Regions from separate parts of the Homo sapiens genome. Here region 2 is linked to region 1. A link is an interaction called in ENCODE POLR2A ChIA-PET data of the cell type or tissue named here. Cell type or tissue: OCI-LY7. All regions are shown on one strand. Links, peaks and the distances in the headings refer to the core of each region. The heading gives the core; the rest is flanking DNA.

Region 1 (8,096 bases), core at 2,086-6,085:
ACCAGTTGTTGGAGGTGGCAGAGACTAATGTTCTTGTCTAGGTTGGGGTGATGGGGGCTGAGATTCTAAGGTCTGTTTTGGGGTGATAGACTGGGTTCTGATTGTCTAGTTTCTCGTGGCGAAGACTGGGACTTCTGGCACCTCCTTAGGGGTATTGGATGTAGAGTCTTGGCTCTTTTGAGGTGACACTGGGTTGAGACTGAAATTTAAGGTTTGGGGTACCAGACTGAGGGTTTGATGACCAGTTTAGAGCAACAGTAACTGGGGATCTGGTGAACTCCACTGTGGTATCTGATACTGGAGGTCTGGTTATCTCACTTTGGTGCCAGAGGCTACCAGTCCAATTATCTGGGTGGGGTTACAGAGGCCACAAGACTGGCCAACTAATTTTGGCTAAAGACCAAAGCCCTGGGGGTCAGGGCCTTGGCTTGGGGTGGAAGACCTGGGGTGACCAGTTGGGGGGATCAGCGCCTTGGCTTGGGGTGGAAGACCTGGGGTGACCAGTTGGGGGGATCAGGGCCTTGGCTTGGGGTGGAAGACCTGGGGTGACCAGTTGGCTAGTTTGAGGCTGCAGCCATTATAGGTCTGGTTGCCTAGTTGGGGTAACAGACTGGGATCTGGTTGGATAGTATGGGATGCTGGAGATCGGGGTTCCAGATGTCCAGTTTGGGACAACAGAAGTGGGGGTTAGCCTGGGAAACAGCAAGACCCTGTCTCAATAAAAAATAAAAATAAATCAACCAGGCCTGGTGGCGCGTGCCTGTAGTCCCGGCTACTTGGGGAAACTGAGGTGGGAGGATTACATGAGCACAGGAGGTCCAGGCTGCAGTGAGTTATGATCGCACCACTGCACTCCAGCCTGGGTGAAAGAATGAGACTCTTGTCTTGAAAAAAAAAAAAAAAAAAGAAACAGAAGTGGGGGTTTCTTTGCCTAGATTGGGGTGGCAGAATCAGGGGGTTCTGGTTTCTAATTTTGTGGGATAAAGACTGGGATCCCAGGACCTAGCCTGGGGCACAGAGACTGGGAAGTTGAATTTGGGGTGACAGGGGCTAGGAGGTTAGCTGCCTAGTTTGTAATGACAGATATTAGGGATCAGTTGTCCAGGGTGAGATGAAATGATAGGGGTTCCAGGGTCTAGTTTAGGGTGACATAGAATGGAAGTTAGCTTGTCTCATTTGGCATGAGTGGGACCAGGGGTCTGGCCGTCTAGTTTAGGAGACACACTGGATGGAGTCTGGTCGAGCAGATGAAGATGAATGGGACTGTGGGCCCAGGTCTCTAGTCTGAGGTCACATTTTATGCAACGTGTTGCTCAACGTGGTGTGACAGACCCTAGAAGCCTAGAAGTACAATTGTCCCGTTTGGGGTGGCAGTGTCTGGGGGTTGGTTGTCTAGGGCTGTGAGACAGAGACTGGGTCCCAGGGTGATGTATTCAGGGTAACAGAGATGGAGCATTTGGTTTTATAGTTTTGTGGGGAGAAAACAGAGACCAGGGAACATGTGACCTCATAGACTCTGGAGGTCCAGTTGCCTAGTTTTGTGGGACAGAGGTTAGGATCCCTGGGTATATTTGGGGTGACAGAGACTGGGGTCTGGTTGTCTAGTGTTGAGTGACAGAAACTGGGGGTGCCAAGCAGTATTTGGGGCAAAGAAACTAGGGCTAGGTTGTCTAGTTTTACAGGACAGAGATGGGTCCCAGAGTATATATGGGTGACAGAGACTGGGTATCTGGTTGTCTGCTTTTGGGAAACGGACTGGGGCCCCTGCATGTATTTTGGGTAACAGAAATGGGGTCTGGTTGTGTAGGTTGTTATACAGAGATCATTGTCCCAGTACATTTGTGAGGTGACAGACTAGCTTGCTAATTTAATTTAATTTAATTTTTATTTATTTATTTTTTTGAGATGGAGTCTCGTTCTGTCACCAGGCTGGAGTGCAGTGGCACGATCTCGGCTCACTGCAACCTCTGCCTCCTGGGTTCAAGCAATTCTCCTGCCTCAGCTTCCTGAGTAGCTGGGACTACAGGCATGCGCCACCATGCCTGGCTAATTTTTTGTATTTTTAGTAGAGATGGGGTTTCACCATGTTGGCCAGGATGGAGTCAATCTTCTGACCTCATGATCCGCCTGCCTTGGCCTCCCAAAGTGCTGGGATTACAGGTGTGAGCCACCGTGCCTGGCCTTATTTTATTTTTTTAGACAGAGTCTCATTCTATCGCCCAGGCTGGAGTGCAGTGGTGCGATCCTGGGTCACTGCAACCTCCACCTCCTGGGTTCAAGCGATTCTCCTGCCTCAGCTTCTCAAGTAGCTGGAATTACAGGCACCTGCCACAACGCCCGGCTAATTTTGTACTTTTAGCAGAGATGAGGTTTCACCATGTTGATCTGGCTGGTCTAAAACTTCTGACCTCAAGTGACCTGCCCCCCTCGGCCTCCCAAAGTGCTGAGATTACAGGCTTAAGCCACCACACCCGGCCTATTTTATTTCATTTTATTTTTGAGACAGGGTCTTACTCTGTTGCCCAAGCAGGAGTGAGGTAGCGCAATCATGGCTCACTGTGGCCTTGACCTCCCCGGGCTCAAGTCCCACCTAGGCCTCCTGGGACGTGCCACCATGCCCAGCTAATTTATTTTGTTTTGTGTTGTTTTGATAGAGACAGGGTCCCACTATGTTGCCTAGGCTGATCTCGAACTCCTGGGCTCATCCACTTGCCAATTTCTGGTGACAGTTTAGGTCTTGTTGTCTATCTTGATGTGCCAGACATTACTCATCCATGTCATGTTTGGGGTGACAGAGACTACTGGTCTTGCTTTCTAGTTTGGGGTGACAGTGACTGGGGTCCTTTTGTCCAGTTTGAGCTGACAGTGATTGGGGTTCAGTTGTCCATTTGGGGGAGGCAGAGACTGGGATCAGTGGTCTAGTTTGGGGTGATGAGACCAGAAGTCAAGGCCCGGCCTTGGGGTAACAGAGATGGAGATACAGTTTCCCAGTTCTGGGTGGCAGAGACTTCCTAGTTTGGGGGACAGAGACTTGGGGCATAGTTGTGCAGCTGGAGGGATGAGGCTGAGGGGTGCCTGTTTTGACTTGGGGCGGCAGGAGCTGTCATTTCAGTCCTCTAGTCTGGGGCGCAGAGTCTAGGGTGCTGGTCCCTTCTAAACATGGCTGAGCCTGAGAGTGCTGATGCCTGAATGTTCCTGGGACAACTGAGTCAAGGGTTTCCTGTACTCAGGTGTGGGGTCTCTGAGTGAGTGTGGCCAGCGGTGTGGAGCTTTGTGTGAAGGTCACTGAAGCTAGGAGTCTGGGTATTTGGAATGGAGGTGTCAAGAGGTCAGGGCCCCAGGACTCAGGACCCACTTGAGGAGTGCTTCATGTCTATGACATGGAGGGCCAGTGTTTTCAAAGCACCTCCACACCTGTGGGTGGCAGTGATAGAGACCCCTGGGGGAAGATGGAGACTGAGGCTCTAATGCCTGGCCTAGGGGTCGCTGTGGCTGGGGCACAGGTAACCTTGGGATTTCTGGCCCTGGAGACCCAGCTGCCCTTTACTGGACACAAGAGGATCCTGTGGGTCTAAAGCCTAGTCTGGACCGGGTGCAGTGGCTCACGCTTGTAATCCCAGCACTTTGGGAGGCTGAGGCAGGTAGATCGCCTGAGGTCAAGAGTTTAAGACCAGCCTGGCCAACATGGTGAAACCCCATCTCTACTAAAGATACAAAAATTAGCTGGGGTGTGGTGTGCGCCTATAATCCCAGCTACTTGGGAGGCTGAGGCAGGAGATTCGCTTGAACCTGGGAGGTGGAGGTTGCAGTGAACCAACATTGCGCCACTTGCTCTGGGCAACAGAGCGAGACTCCATCTCCAAAAAAAATAAAATAAAATAAATAAAAATAAACTAGCTGGGCTGTAGTCCCAGCTAGTCCCGCCAAGGTGGGAGGATCCCTTGAGGGCAGGAGTTCAAGAGTAGCCTGGGCAACATAGTGAGACCCCATCTCTACAACAAAAAACAAAAAAATTAGCTGGGCACAGTGGCAACTGCCTGCAGTCCCAGCTATTCAGGAGGCTGAGGGAGGACCTCTTGAGCCCAGGAGTTTGAGGCTGCAGCGAGCCATGATTGCACCATGATTGCACTCCAGCCTGGGTGACAGAGCAAGACCCTATCTCAAAAAAAAAAAACCCTAGTTTGGGGGCAAATGGTTGGTTGTGGTAGTCAAGATGCATTGTTTATGGGTGACTAACACTGAGGACTCAGATTCTCACTTTGAGAAGATGGATGCTGGGGCTCAAGATCCTGAATTTGGGGTGCCTGGAGTTCCTCCTGCCCAGTTCTGGGCACGTGTGAGCCCTTGTTCCTGTTTTGGGACACCCAACACCCAGCTCTAGATGTCTGCAGTTGTGTGGCTTCGTCACTGAGGCCGGGGATGGGGGCTACTGACACCCACATTAGTGACGACAGTGGGGGCCTACTGTCTAGATTAGAAGTGACTTCCTGTGGCATTTCACCTGTCATGTTTGGGGTGAGTCAGTTCGGAGACTCAGGTGTCAAGTCTAGGGTGACTGGTTTTGAGGTTTAGCGGTGACCGAGGTTGGCAGCCCACATGTTGATTTGGGGGTCCTACTGATTACCTTAGGGCTGACTGAAGTTTGGAGCTCACTTGCTTAGTCTGGGGGTCACTGAGCCTGGGTGCCCCAGGCCCTAGTTTTGGGGACATCTGAGACTGGGAGGCTATATGCAAAGTGTGTGGGTGGGTGGCTGTGGAGCTCAGATGCCTATTTTGAGAGTGACTTGCTGTGGTTTTGCTGACCTTGAGGCCCTGAAGGTTAATTTAGGGGTGAGTGAAACTGTGGGCCTGTATTCTTTTTTTTTTGTGGAAATGGAGTCTCGCTCTGTCACCCAGGCTGGAGTGCAGTGGCGTGATCTTGGCTCACTGCAACCTCTGCCTCCCAAGTAGCTGGGACTTGGGTTCAAACAATTCTCCTGCCTCAGCCTCCCAAGTAGCTGGGACTACAGGCGCACGCTGCTATGCCCAGCTAATTTTTTTGTATTTTAGTAGAGACAGGGTTTCACTGTGTTGCCCAGGCTGGTCTCAAACTCTTGAGCTTGGGCATTCCACCTGCCTTGGCCTCCCAAAGTGCTAGGATTACAGGCGTGAGCCACTGCGCCCAGCCTGTGGGCCTATATTCTAATCTGGGAACAAATTAAGGCTGGGACCCTAAATCCAAAATAGAAGTGACTTACCATGATGTTCAGTTAGGGAGTTCTGAGGCTGGGGGCGTGGTTCAGAGCCCAAGTTTGGGGCTCAAATCCAAAATGCCTTAGATTGTGGGTAGTTGTGGCAAAACATTCAGATGTCTAGTTTAGGAGTGTGTAATCCCAGCTGCCCAGATGTTGAGGTTGGGATGACCATCTGAGAGCCCGAACATCAATCTGGGGTGACAGCTGGGGCCCAGATGTCCCTCAGCAGATCCAGTGCCAAGCTGGGGTTGTGTCATCAGATGCCTCCTGGGGGTGTCACTCTCGTGTATGAGAAGCCCATCTTTGGGAGATTAAGAGAAGGCAACCAGATGTCTGGTTTGAGGGCTACTAGTTATGAGTTCCTAACATTTATATACAATTTGGGGCTCACTGAGTCTCAAGACCTAGTTGCCAGGGTTTGTGGTTATTTGTACCTAGTTTGGGGTGATGGAGTTTGGGGTGTTGTTCCTTTTTTTTTTTTTTTTTTGAGACAGAGTCTTGCTCTGTCACCCAGGGTGGAGTGCAGTGGTGTGATCTCGGCTCACTGCAACCTCCGCCTCCTGGTTCAAACCATTCTCATGCCTCAGCCTCCTGAGTAGCTGGGATTACAGGCGCCCACCATAATGCCCAACTAATTTTTGTATTTTTAGTAGAGACAGGGTTTCACCATGTTGGCCAGGCTGGTCTTGAACTCCTGACCTCAGGTGATCCGCCCACCTGGCCTCCCAAAGTGCCGGGATTACAGGCGTGAGCCACCGTGCCCGGCCCGGGGTGTTGTTCCTTAGTGTGGGAATGTCTGAGGCTAATCACCCAGATACCTAGTTAGGGGTGACTGACACAGAGACTCAGATCCTCTGGGAGGCTCAATGCCTGAATTAGGAGTGGCTTCAATCGGATTTTTTTTTTTTAGACAGTCTTGCTTGCTCTGTCGCCCAGGCTGGAGTGCAGTGGCGCGATCTCAGCTCACAGCAAGCTCCGCCTCCCGGGTTCACACCATTCTCCTGCCTCAACCTTCCAAGTAGCTGGGACTACAGGCGCCTGCCACCACGCCCGGCTAATTTTTTTTTTCTTGTATTTTTAGTAGAGACAGGGTTTCACCCTGTTAACCAGGATGGTCTCGATCTCCTGACCTTGTGATCCGCATGCCTCGGCCTCCCAAAGTGCTGGGATTACAGGTGTGAGCCACTGTGCCCGGCCCCCCCACCTTTTTTTTTTTTTGTGAAGAGGTCTCACTGTCACCCAGACTGGAGTGCAGTGGTATCATCACAGCTCACTGCAGCCTTGATCTCCCAAACTCAAGCGATCCTCCCGCTTCAGCCTCCCGAGTAGCTGGGACTAAGCCGTGCACCACCATGCCTAGCTAATTTTATTTTTGTAGAGGTGAGGTCTCGGTATGCTACTCAGGCTGGCCTCCAACTCCTGGGCTCAAGGGATCCTCCTGCCTCGGCCTCCCAAAGTGCTGGGATTACAGGTGTAAACCACCGCGTCCGGCCTCTTCTTGTCTGTTACCAGGTCCCTTAACATGGATTGAGGGCCCACCCCAGCAACTCAGGATAATCCCATCTCAAGATCCTTCATTTAATTGCATCTGAATAGACTCTTCCTGTAAGGTCACATTAGCAGGTTCTGGGGTTAGGATGTGGACATACCTTTTTGGGGGGCCACCATCCAACCTGCTATGAGGGTGTTTGAGGCAGGTACTCTAAATCCCAAGTTCAGGTCTCTCTGATTATGAGCTTCTTGGTGTTTGGATTAGGAAGACTGACCTTGAGGGTCAGCTGCACATACCTGATTTGGGGGTTCTTGACTTGCCTACTTCTGGGGGTAACAGCCTATGGGGTGCTTAGTGTAGGGTGACTGAAGTTTGGGGACAAAAGGGGTAGTTTGGAGATCTGAGCTTCAGTGCCACAGAGTCCTCCTAACTTTGGGGGTGTCTGAGGTTGGGAGGCTAGATGCTGAGTTCGTGGGGTAACTTAGAGGGGTCTCTAACTCTTATGAGTGGGGGTGAAAGCTCAGATGTGTATTGTAAGGGCAGGTGATGCTGGAATTCCAGGTGCCAAGTTGGGGGGCTTCTAAAGCTGCTGGTCGACCAGGAGTGGTGGCTCATACCTGTTGTCCCAGTTACTTGGGAGGCTGAGGCAGGAGGATCACTTGAGCCTGGGAGGTCGAGGCTATAGTAAGCCGAGATCATGCCACTCCAGCTCCAGCCTGGGCAAGAGAGCAAGACCCTGTCTTTAAAAAAAAAAAAAAAAAAAAAAAAAGGCCAGGTGCGGTGGCTCATGCCTGTAATCCCAGCACTTTGGGAGGCCGAGGCGGGTGGATCACGAGGTCAGGAGATGGAGACCATCCTGGCTAACACGGTGAAACCCCGTCTCTACTAAAAATACAAAAAAATTAGCCAGGTGTGGTGGTGGGCGCCTGTAGTCCCAGCTATTCGGGAGGCTGAGGCAGGAGAATGGCATGAACCCGGGAGGCGGAGCTTGCAGTGAGCCGAGATCACACCACTGCACTCCAGCCTGGGTGACAGAGCAAGACTCTGTCTCAAAAATAAATATATAAATAAATAAATAGCCAGGCGTGGTGGTGGGCACCTGTAGTCCCAGCTGCTCAGGAGGCTGAGGCAGGACAATGGCGTGAACCCAGGAGGTGGAGCTTGCAGTGAGCTGAGATCGCACCACTGCACTCCAGCCTGGGCGACAGGGAGACTCCGTCTCAAAAAAAAAAAAAAAAAAGTTGGTTGTCCACATGCATAGGTTAGGGTGACCAATGATTGGGTCTGGATGCAAGGTTTAGGGGTGATGCTACGTAGAGACCTACATGACTAGTGTTAAGGTGACTTGCTGGGGCATTTCGGAGGTTCCT
Region 2 (6,736 bases), core at 857-4,856, 290 kb before region 1:
ATTATTATTTTTTGAGACAGAGTCTGTCGCCCAGGCTGGAGTGCAGTGGCGCGATCTCAGCTCACTGCAAGCTCCGCCTCCTGGGTTCACGCCATTCTCCTGCCTCAGCCTCCCGAGTAGCTGGGACTACAGGTGCCTGCCACCATGCTTGGCTAATTTTTTTTGTATTTTTAGTAGAGACAGGGTTTCACCGTGTTAACCAGGATGGTCTCAATCTCCTGACTTCGTGATCCACCCACCTCAGCCTCCCAAAGTGCTGGGATTACAGGCGTGAGCCACCACGCCTGGCCCTGGCCTATCCTTTTTAAAACTTTATTTTGGAGAAAAAAATCAGAAGGTGCCATTTGGCTTTTACATGTCAGCAATAAGTTGAAAAAAAATTTTTTTTTAAGTGGGGTGGCTGGGCGCGGTGCCTCACGCCTGTAATCCCAGCACTTTGGGAGGCTGAGGCCTGTGGATCATGAGGTCAGGGAGGCTGAGGCAGGTGGATCACAAGGTCAGGAGATCGAGACCATCCTGGCTAACGTGGTGAAACCCCATCTCTACTAAAAATACAAAAATTAGCTGGGCGTGGTGGTGCATGCCTGTAATCCCAGCTACTTGGAAGGCTGAGGCAGGAGAATTGCTTGACCCAGGGAGGCAGAGGTTGCAGTGAGCCGATATTGAGCCACTGCATGCCAGCCTGGCAACAGAGCAAGACTCTGTCTCAAAAAAAAAAAAAAATGGGGTGAAGAAAACACATCTGTGGCCTGGGTTTAACCTGTGGGCTTCCAGCTCCTGTGGGAGGGGAATAGTCTGGAGACAAGGAATTGGGGGATACTCCAGGGGACCTTGGAGCTGGGACACAGGGAGTAGCTGCCTGGCTGTTGTTGGGAGTGAGTGTGAGTAGGGAGGAGCAGCCGAGAGAGTTGGTTGTATTCTGAGACTCTCCCTTTGCCCTCAAGAACCGAGAGCTGCAGATCATGCGTAAGCTGGACCACTGCAATATTGTGAGGCTGAGATACTTTTTCTACTCCAGTGGCGAGAAGGTGAGATCTCGAGGTGGTGGTGGTGGGTTGCTCCAGCCATTTTCCTGCCTGCCTGCCTTTCCCCCACTGCTCCCTGCATACCTTCCTTCCCCCTCCTCACTCTTCTCACAGTGCCTCACACCTCTCCTTTGCTCCCTGCAGAAAGACGAGCTTTACCTAAATCTGGTGCTGGAATATGTGCCCGAGACAGTGTACCGGGTGGCCCGCCACTTCACCAAGGCCAAGTTGACCATCCCTATCCTCTATGTCAAGGTAGGCCAGCAGGTGGGCTGCTGGGACCCAGGCCCACAAAGCCAGGGGCTCTGGAGCCTCCTGCCTTTTATGGGATCCCTCATCCGCCAAGTTTATGTTGGTTTTTGGAGGCCCCATGTCCCCTGCTGTTGTTCCCATAACCCCCCGAGATGGAGCTCGCCTAACACAGGGGAGGGCCAAGGCAGGCAAGGCCTGACTGAATCAGGAAGGCAGCCTGACACCTGGGGTTGCAGAAGCTGCCAGGTAGTTGCTCAGGTCCATACAGGGAGTCCAGTGGCACCAGAGATGTTGGAGTTAGCTCAGGATAAGGGGGTGGTGGGGACCAGGACTGCACAGAGACAGCTGCTGAGGCCAGAGTTCGGGCCTTTAGAGCCTTGGCTGGGGGTAGGTGGGAAGGAGTTAGGGCTGGAGGAAGGTTAGCATCCACAGAGCCAGGAATGCATCTCCGTCCATCATCTGTGCAGGCTCATTCCCCAGTGCCTGGCATCGTGCCCTGGGTGTTACAGACCTTCAGGAGGTGTTTGAATGAATGAATGAATGATTGCAGCCCAGGGATGATGTGGCGAACAGGCTGGAGCAGCCTACTGCATTGGAAGGAGGTGGGTGGGTTTGTTTGCTGAAGGTCACTTGGGGCCCAGCTGCTGCTCCTGCTGGCTTTACGTACCAAGCACGGGTGAGCCGACGTGGGCTCTACCAGTGGTTGTGGCTGTTGGACCTCACTTCCCAGGAGGGGAGCTCTCTGGTTTGGCGAATCTGTCCTGTGGCTGCCTGCATACGGGTCCCAGGGCTGAGGAATTCCAGAGGCACCACTGACTGCGACCCAGGCCTTGGCCTTGAAGAGCTCTCAGTTTGGTAGGGTAGAAAGGCGTCATCACAGAAAACTATTAAATGAACTAGCTGCTGCCATACCAGAAGGAGCACAGGGAATTCTGGAAATGGAGGAAGCACCCAGCCTGGTTTGTGGGTGAGAAGGATCAAGGAAGGCTTCCTGGAGGAGACCAAGCACAGGGCAAGGAAGTGGCATCTTTGGCCGAGGGGAACTGGAATAAAAGGAAGGGGGCCTAGGAAGCAGCCATGTCAGGACCTGGTCTGTCTAGGCCCTGGGGGATGCAGCAGTAACTGAAACTCAAAATCCTGCTCTCACGGTACTTCTGTTCTAGTCAGTGGGAGGGAGAGTGGCAGGAAAATGGAGCTGGAGAGGGGGCAGGCTCAGGGGTGGTTTTGATTGTCGGATTAAGGAGCCAGTGGTTTTGGTGAGGGGGAAGCTGAGTGCCTGGCTCCCTAGCCTGTTTTATGACAACCTCCCGATGTACCTTACTCATCAGGCTTCTGCCAAGGGTTGTGATTAAAGCAGTGGTTCTCAGAGTGTGGTCCGGGGACCAGCATCAGTGCTGGAGAGCTTGTTGCAAATGCCTCATTCAGAACTCACTGATCAGAAACTCTAAGAGTGGGGCCCAGCAGTCCCTTTTTTTTTGTTTTTTTTGAGACAGGGTCTCTGTCACCCACGCTGGAGTGCAGTGGTGCGATCTCGGCTCACTGCAACCTCCGCCTCCTGAGTTCAAGTGATTCTTCTGCCTCAGCCTCCCGAGTAGCTGGGATTACAGGTGTGCACCACCACGCCCGGCTAATTTTTGTATTTTTAGTAGAGACGGGATCTCAACATGTTGGCGAGGCTGGTCTTGGCCTCCCAAAATACCGGGATTACAGGCGTGACCCGCCACGCCCAGCCAGTAGTCCCTGTTTTAACAAGTCCTTCAAGTGATTGTGGTGCACATTAAGAGAACCAAGGTTTCAAATGGGTTTCCCCAAAGCTGTGGGGGCAGCAGGGAGAGTGGGCCTGGAAGGGCTCTTCAGGCCAAGCTGGTGGGGTAGTGGTGCTGTATGGGGAAAGCTGGGCTAAAGTTCTGCTATCCTGTGCCCGCCGCAGGTGTACATGTACCAGCTCTTCCGCAGCTTGGCCTACATCCACTCCCAGGGCGTGTGTCACCGCGACATCAAGCCCCAGAACCTGCTGGTGGACCCTGACACTGCTGTCCTCAAGCTCTGCGATTTTGGCAGGTGGGCCTGGGGCATGTTGGGTGGCTGAAGAGGCAGGGGGGACCCCAACCCTTGCCTCACGTGTACCCCTGCCCATCTCTTCCCACAGTGCAAAGCAGTTGGTCCGAGGGGAGCCCAATGTCTCCTACATCTGTTCTCGCTACTACCGGGCCCCAGAGCTCATCTTTGGAGCCACTGATTACACCTCATCCATCGGTCAGAGTTATGGGAGGGTGGCGGGGGGAGTGGCAATCTGGGAAGTTTTGGAGTTTTCTGTGTGCTGTATGCCAAGCTTGGTGATGAAAGCTTAACTTCTGTTCTTGTATCCAGTCCTCACAAACTTAGGAGGCTGATGCTGTTGAATGCTAATTTTACAGATGAGCTTAGAGCTGTGAGGCCGCCTGCCCGCACTGGCACCACTAGGACTGGGCAGGACTGGGATTTGAAAGCTGACCTGACTCCAGAGTCCATACCAGCTCTGGAACCTCCCTGTCAGCCCTCTGTTCTCAGCTAGGGGGAAGGGCTGCTGGAGACCTTGGGGGAACCGGGAAGCAAGGCTTTGCCACCATGAAGGTGCAACTTGCTCCCAGGGCCTCTGTGTCCTTCCCTGTTTGTGGGGACAACTGCCATTTTCCAGGCATGAGGGGAAGTCTGAATTGAGGGAATGGGCATGAGAGTTTGAAAGGGCACCTTCCACAGCAGCATGACGAACTGTGGAGTCCTTAGGTATGAACTCGTGCTGTGGGGGTCAAGGTACAAAGCAGGGAGGGGTGAGACTGCCACGCTGCAGCTCTTCTCATGGGCAGGAGAGAGGCTGGAACAAGAGGAAGGCAGTCCAGGATTTAAGGCTGTACCTTCCTGTGGCCCAAAGAACATGGGTGCCTGTTGGCAGGTTTGGGCCTAATTTGGTCTGTCGTCCAAGGCTAGCGGGAGAGAAGGAGCTCATTGGGGTCCTTAGCAGAGAGAGGAACTGAGGGCTGGAAACACACCTAGACTAGAGAGTACAGCAAAGGCAGGGTCAAGGTCGGGCCCATGTTTCTAAGCTGCATGTGACCTTGGGCCAGGTGCTTTGTCTTTGAGAAAACGGGGCTCCTGACACTCTTAGGATGGCCATGAGGAATAAAAGCATTGGGAGGTTGGTGGCCCTACTCGCCTAGCCCTGACGCTCCCTCCATTTCCCCTCAGATGTTTGGTCAGCTGGCTGTGTACTGGCAGAGCTCCTCTTGGGCCAGCCCATCTTCCCTGGGGACAGTGGGGTGGACCAGCTGGTGGAGATCATCAAGGTGAGGGGCGGGGCTGGGCTGGGCAGGGGGTGGGGCTGAGGGATGGGGCCCTTGTCTCAGACCCCTCCCTCTCTTTACAGGTGCTGGGAACACCAACCCGGGAACAAATCCGAGAGATGAACCCCAACTACACGGAGTTCAAGTTCCCTCAGATTAAAGCTCACCCCTGGACAAAGGTGGGGCAGGGCTAGGGGCTCAGGGCAGTATGGCTGAGAGCTGGTCCCCCTTGGAGGTCAACTGTTCTGTGGACCTAGCCTCAGAATCACGGCTTGGGAGGATTTGAAGAGTTATCCAGGGATCAATAACATCCATCCGCTTTCAAAGTTTATGGCATTTTAAAAGTTGAGAACCCACAAGTAAATTCAAGATTCCAATTTTTATGGAGGGTCAGCAGGGCTCATATAGTCCCAGACCTGGGCTGCCTGCTTACCCGATACAAACTGACCTCTCCTTAGTGGTTGGGCCTTAGTTTCTTCATTTGGAAGGTGGGGGTGTGGGAAGCAACCAGTCATAACTTGCCGCAGGCACTGTGGCAGTGAGATAACAGGAGTATGCCAGTGTCCAGGGCATCTCACCCTCATGAGCCCTGCACCCATCCCTCAGGTGTTCAAATCTCGAACGCCGCCAGAGGCCATCGCGCTCTGCTCTAGCCTGCTGGAGTACACCCCATCCTCAAGGCTCTCCCCACTAGAGGCCTGTGCGCACAGCTTCTTTGATGAACTGCGATGTCTGGGAACCCAGCTGCCTAACAACCGCCCACTTCCCCCTCTCTTCAACTTCAGTGCTGGTGGTGAGGGCATAGCCTGGGATCTGGGGAGTGGGGCGGGGTAGGGGGGCAGCCAAAGATTGTGAGGAGCTTGGTGTTGAAGCAGGAGTGGGGAGCTAAGGGCAGGGTACAAGGCAGGCCTGGGGCTCAGGAAAGATGACTCCCAGATTCAGGGGGAATCGAACCTGCTTCAGTTGTGCTTTACTGTGATCTGCCTTGTGCTAAGCTTTTTCTGGTTTTTCATTGAGAGAGGTCTGTGGCTGAAGGTGTCCACAAACAACTGGCCTTCCCAATAGCTGGGTTCCCATTTGGTGCCCATCATAACCCTGCTGTAGTCTACCCTGACTAGCATGTCAATTCCTGTTTCTAGAACTCTCCATCCAACCGTCTCTCAACGCCATTCTCATCCCTCCTCACTTGAGGTCCCCAGCGGGCACTACCACCCTCACCCCGTCCTCACAAGGTAAGTGGGGACCATCTGCTGGGGGTTAAAGTATCTCTCAGCCTGGAGAGGGTGGGGCTGTTCGCTCAGTGACTGGGTTTCCTGAATGTATTTTTAAATCATCGACATTTTGATGGCATAGGAAACACATCTTACAACATGTGAATGACCACCTTTAGAGGGTATTCTTGCGTACAAATGTTTAAATGTGTTTAATGCCAATGGGAAAGCCAGAGAAATAACGTCTGGCCTGAACACAAACAAAAAGTTGAATTCGTTGCCCAAGTTTGTTTTTTTTTTTTTTGTGCAATAGAGTTTCACTCGCCACCCAGGCTGCAGTGCAGTGGCTCGATCTCGGCTCACTGCAATCTCCGCCTCCTGGGCTCAGGCAATTCTCCTGCCTCAGCCTCCGAGTAGCTGGGATTACAGACACACACCACTACGCCTGGCTAATTTTTGTATTTTTACTAGAGATGAGGTTTCACCATGTTGGCCAGACTGGTCTTGAACTTCAGGTGATTTTCCCGCTTGGCCTCCTAAAGTGTTGGGATTACAGGCGTGAACCGCTGTGCCTGGCCATGGTGTCCACGTTTAAAAATGGGGCTATTTTATGTAAAAATTCAGATTTCCTGTTTCTCTTGGGGAAGAAAATCAGATTGGGCAGCAATGGGCCCGCCCATCCTACTGACAGTAGACAGTGGGCGCCCTTTATATTTTTTAGACGGAGTCTTTTTCTGTCACCCAGGCTGGAGTGCAGTGGCACAATCCCGGCTCACTCCAACTTCTGCCTCCTGGGTTCAAGTGATTCTCCTGCCTCAGCCTCCTAAGTACCTGGGATTACACGCTCATACCACCATGCCTGGCTTATTTTTGTATTTTGAGTAGACATGGAGTTTCACCATGTTGGCCAGGCTGGTCTCGAACTGCT

What was found. ChIA-PET counts read pairs that join two places held together with the same protein. Peaks named below come from ENCODE experiments on the same cell type or tissue, not always from the same donor. Only the 100,000 strongest peaks of a DNase experiment are listed, where the experiment ranks them.
Region 2: POLR2A ChIA-PET joins it to region 1 with 5 read pairs; 2 of 35 experiments call an interaction of 5 or more read pairs at or near these places.

The regions. Positions count from the first base shown.
Region 1 is chr19:41,941,946-41,950,041 of GRCh38, reverse strand. No RefSeq gene overlaps it. Among named protein-coding and RNA genes, the nearest start is that of RABAC1, 13 kb to the left of the region's middle. RefSeq lists enhancers at 4,624-4,673, 5,124-5,233. In OCI-LY7, for the core only: CTCF peaks have their summits at 3,467 and 5,502; DNase peaks (open chromatin) are centred at 4,461, 4,771 and 5,441; H3K4me3 peaks cover 2,283 bases; H3K27ac peaks cover 4,000 bases.
Region 2 is chr19:42,231,150-42,237,885 of GRCh38, reverse strand. It overlaps GSK3A (glycogen synthase kinase 3 alpha), which reads left to right. Exons shown (of 11, transcript NM_019884.3): 3 at 945-1,028; 4 at 1,170-1,280; 5 at 3,208-3,338; 6 at 3,427-3,533; 7 at 4,503-4,600; 8 at 4,681-4,776; 9 at 5,204-5,390; 10 at 5,737-5,829. Among named protein-coding and RNA genes, the nearest start is that of GSK3A, 8.1 kb to the left of the region's middle. In OCI-LY7, for the core only: no CTCF peak of the experiment used is centred there; no DNase peak of the experiment used is centred there.